2 separate regions of the Mus musculus genome follow, and region 1 is linked to region 2. The links are chromatin loops, found by intact Hi-C in ENCODE. Cell type or tissue: heart. All regions are shown on one strand.

What was found. Hi-C counts contacts between places; a loop is a spot of excess contacts. Peaks named below come from ENCODE experiments on the same cell type or tissue, not always from the same donor. Only the 100,000 strongest peaks of a DNase experiment are listed, where the experiment ranks them.
Region 1: it touches region 2 in a loop (2.9-fold over the local background); 2 of 42 quality-filtered maps call a loop at or near these places.

Annotation. Positions count from the first base shown.
Region 1 is chr15:6,333,913-6,336,412 of GRCm38, forward strand. It overlaps a transcript of Dab2 not described here. Among named protein-coding and RNA genes, the nearest start is that of Gm16311, 25 kb to the left of the region's middle. In heart, no CTCF peak of the experiment used is centred here; a DNase peak (open chromatin) is centred at 1,059.
Region 2 is chr15:6,237,128-6,239,627 of GRCm38, forward strand. No RefSeq gene overlaps it. Among named protein-coding and RNA genes, the nearest start is that of Gm16311, 72 kb to the right of the region's middle. In heart, no CTCF peak of the experiment used is centred here; DNase peaks (open chromatin) are centred at 734 and 1,234.

The DNA of each region.
Region 1 (2,500 bases), 97 kb after region 2:
TGGTGCCCTTAACCAGAGTTTACCAAGCATGACTGATAATGCCATGGAAAGCAAACTCCTGGTACAGAGAGACTTAGACTTAACGGGTCCTCACTAATGGGCACATAAATGAATTGGTGGTAGAGGTGATACAGTTGTCAGGGATGGAAATCTCTATCTTTGAGAGTCTCTTAAAACAAAGCTTTAAAAAAATTATTTATTTATTTTATGTATATGAGTACACTGTTGCTGTCTTCAGACACACCAGAAGAGTGCATCGGATCCCATTACAGATGATTGTAAGCCACCATGTGGTTGCTGGGAATTCAACTCAGGACCTCTGGAAGAGCAGTCAGTGCTCTTAACCACTGAGCCATCTCTCCAGCCCAAGGCAAAGCACTTCATATGATGATCCAGAGTCCTAGAAATAGTTTTGATACACATCATTTTGGTTTACTAAGCTGAAACCTTAACTGGGTCAGACTACTGGGTTCCGGGGTGATTTCATCTTTACTGAAAATATGACTTTGACCTTGCTTGATGCAAAACAACTCAAGGTTTGATTTCTAAATGGGTTTCCCTGGTTAAATTTACAAAACAGGGAGACCGCTTTGATAAAAATATGCTTTTGATGAGATTTTGGAATTCATTGCTGGATATACTCTGTGAGTACTTGCACCATGTCAACTTGAAAGAAAAGAGCAAATATATTATATTTTGGGGGAAGGGGAGTTTTTTATGTTTTAGACAGGGTCCTATTATGAAACTCAGGCTATTCTCAAACTCAAAGGCCTCCTATCTCAGTCTCCTGGTTGCTAGGACATTGTCAAGCTTAAATGATTAGACTGTCAAACTGAACTGAATTGCGAGTAAGATTCTTAAACTGTCCCATGATCTATCACTCTACTCTTCCATTCTCCACAGGCCAGTGCTTCTCAGGCTTTTCCATTTGTGTCTGTTAGATCACCTTTCTCCTTGTGGGAGGTCCAACTCACACAGCCCATTCTGAGTGGAGCTTAACTTCCTAATTTGCAACTGTGTCTGTTTCCACTGACCAGCAGTATTTTATCTTTTGTGGTTTTGGAGGCCTCTCAATCCATCCTTCCTCTATAATAGAAAAAGTAGAAATAGTCACTCTGCATTTTTCCTCTCCAGTCCTTCTGACACCAACCCCACTTCCTGTTCAGATAGGGGCTCCTCTACTGGAGGATAATGCAACTTGCCACCTGCTCCCTGATTTCTGTCAAACTGGTAGAGTTTGAACTCTGCCTTGTTGTGTTCTAAGGTTACCTCAGAATGGAACATTTGAGAGTTCTTTAGTATTTCTAAAGTCAACACTACCAGATATGCCTGTTCCAGGGCAGGGGAGATACTGTTTTTAAAATTGCACTTCAATACATCCCTTGACGTGTCCTTGGACTTATCAGTCAAGACAGACCTTTGAATCAACAGTTGCTAGCCACTAGGCATGGTGGTGCATACCTACTGAGCTAGCATTTGGGAGATTAAAGCTAAAGGATTGCATCCCAGAGCAGCCTGAGCTATGAAAGGAAAAGAAAAAAAAATTATTCTTAACTCAGTAGATCATATATTTTATCTATCCCAACTAAATATTCAGTTTTTCTAGTGTGATCAAGTCTGCACCCATCAGCTACAACCATATAAAACAATACTACCGTGAATGTTGATCAAACATTGAGCAAGATTACTACTGAAAAAGAAATGGGAGCAACTGAAATGTTCCTGAGGAAATGGAGGTCAGAACCAGAGAAAAAGATGCTGGACATTGAAACCTCATCCATCTCCTGGAAGCTGAGTTTGTACTCCAGAGGGCAATCGATGAAAGCAGGGAGGAAGTTGAGGGAGATTGGCCTGGCATCTAGATGCACTCATTCCAAAGCACTGAGATAGAAGGAAGGACTAGAAAGGAGAGCAAGCGCAGGGAGGAACACAGAAGGACCTAAACGTGCTACCTAGTTTCTCTTAGTTTAGTTTACATGGAATTTTAGTTTAGTATAGTTTATAGTTTTTTTAATAATCAAAATTCATACTGTGCCCTTAAATCTGTACAATTCCTATGTATAGGGGAACTCTTATGAGTCAGTGCTAGAGCGACTGCCTGGCACATACTGGGCCCTAGGTTTGACCCACAGCATTGTCAGAAATAGCAACAATAATCAGTAGATAAACATTTTAAAATACAGTTCCAGGAAGATAGAACAACCATGAAATAAAAAGACAGTGTGCTACTTGTTTAGGTTCTAGGAAATTGGAACTGAATAGTTCAGAAGTTCTTTTTGGTAAGTCATTGTCAGCAGACAAAATTTCAGCTGATTCTTCTTCAAACTTGCAGAAGTGGATTATAAATGAAACATCGCTAAGTGACTACAGCTATCCTCAGGATCTCACACTTCCTCGAGATGAACAACAGAAGACATGCAGTGTATTCCTCTGCAGTTGTTTAGAATTGTCTCCTACATCACCCATAGCTGAGCCTAACTCTCTCAGATCCTATGCACCT
Region 2 (2,500 bases):
GCGCTGCCCTTCCCGTGATGGAAGTGATCCAATGAAGTATCAATGAAGGCATATTGATAGTGGTGTATGGGCAGACAAACTGACCCGTGAAACACAATAAAAAGTTATTAAAAGCCTCTTGCAAATAGTTATCCAACTCATGATAGAAGTGTCACGACAACGTTACAAGGACAGGATTTTTTTTTCTTCTTGAAGCAATAAAACAGGACAGTGGACACTGCCTGTTATTATTTAATGGTGGCAGCGATGAGTGATAAGTCAGACTATAGCTTTTGATGGGGAGGGGAAAAAATAAATAAAACAGTCATGCCAGACAAAGAGATGACCGCAGATTAGCACTAACTTGGCAAGTATGTCTGAAATACAAGGAATGTCTCACTTCCCAGGTCATAAATACCCCCGTGCAGGTGTGTTGTTATTGTTTTGTTTTGCTTGATTTTGTTTTAACACCATGACACATCAGGGGTTGAGTGGACAGTCTTCAGCCTTACTAGATCATATAATTACTAGATCATATATAATCACTAGATCACATAACCACTGCACCATCTAGCACAGGAACAGGCGGGCAGGAAAAGCCCTCCCCTCCCGCTCTTTAACCTTCAAGTTGTTGGCTCTAACTCAGCAGTGCACCCAGTCCGCCCTTGAACATCTATTGCTGAGGGTCGTGTGCTTCTGAGCCACTTCTCAAGAGACAGAGATCTGTTGGTCAGATTATGGGCAGACCTGGTTAGTCAGTGGTTTAAAGCTACCACATCGGTGACGCAATCCCTGGAACTTTGTGGAACTTTTAAGGCCAGATTCCCTGCTGTGCGAGGTAAAGACACTCTCTCCACTTGTTCCTACTGATGAGTTGAAAAGCATTTGTTCACTTAAACAACTTTTTTTGGAGTAGGGCAAAAGGACGGACTGGGACAAGACAGTGAAATGTGAACTGAAGGGAATGGAGGGACAGGCCAAATTGGCAGATGGCACGTCTCGTTTCAGCTTTTAAAAATAATGTTGCTTTAAGAACAAGGGGGAGAAAAAAATCTCAAGCCAAGAAACATCAACAGTAAGTTTTCCTTCTTTCCCCTCTTCAGATATGCTGAAGCCAGGTTTAATTTTATGTCAGGAAAGAATTCCCTCCTGAGATTTTCCTGGCTACGGTTCAGTTGAGGATAATGTTTTCCAGCCTTGTTTCCAGAGGCCCTGAAAAGCTGAAGGGAAACGGGCAAGCAGTCTTGCAGGTCTCATCCTGAACCAGCAGGGGGCGCTGTGATGACAAAGAAATCCCGGGCCTCTCGGACCTGGGTGCTGTCTGAATGCAGGCAACTTTAGGTATCGTTTCTGAGGCTAGCTAAAACTTGAAACATTTACAAGTTGCATTTATATTTCTTACTTAATACAAAGCCTTCATGCTTCATTTTCAATCCAAAGGGGGCGGGGGCTTAGATATTTGAATAGATTTCCAGAAATGTGCAACGCCCAGCCTTCTTTCATGATTATTCAGGTCATTGTGTAGTGAGATGCCCCATGGATGTCTAAATGGGACACCCAGAGCACTTAAAAGCCATTGCAAAAATATCACCCAAATGTACCTGCCCTTGCTGAGTCATGGCTGCTAAAATCGCTTAACCGTTCGATACGCCTTTGTTTTCAAATTGCTTGAATCCACTTAAAACTTGAGGAGGAGTAAGACAGGGAAGCTAGACACACTGATTATCATCACAACCAATCTTTGACTCTGAGTTCACCAATGTGTTTGAAGTCCTACACTACATCCACACAATGTAATTCCCCCGCCAAGTTAAGAATTACGTGACTATCAGCATTGCAAAGGACTCTCAGTCTCACCTACCCCTGGGTACTCAGTTGCTTCCAGCATCTATAGAACCCTATGAATGCAACCTTACAAAGCTAACATCCAACTGTTACTAACATTGCTTGTATATAAGTCTGGGATGCCATATAGGCAATGTCTGCAGGAGTATGATGTGGAGGTTTCAAAAGATAGAAGTCCTGAATCAGTTCAGGGGACTATTTCAGAGACCCGGGTGCAGTTCTGAATGTTTATACTCCAAGCACATGGATTTTGGAGTAGGTATGTATTACTTCTCAAGAGGCAGGAGCTGAGGGGCCAGACAGAAAGAAAATAGAAAGAGATGTCATATTCATCTGCTGCTATCAAAGTTTCTCTTTCTCCTTCCTCTCTCTCCTTCCTTGCACTCTATCCATTTATCTCTGTGTCTTTCTCCATCTCCCTGTGGTAGCTGTTGGGGGCCTGTAATCTTGCTACTTATTTGCTAACATAGGCTAGCTATTGATGCTCTCTGAGAATCAGGTCCCCTGACTTCTACTCTCTCTGAAGAGCAGAGCTGAGTCTTTTAGGCCTAGTGATTTGGAAAATCTGATTTCACATCTCCAAACCACTCAAGTCCTAATTCTGGGCACGTGCATTCCATATCTTCTTGCAGCTGGAACCCCATCTTGGTAAGGCAATTGAGCAAACTCACTTACG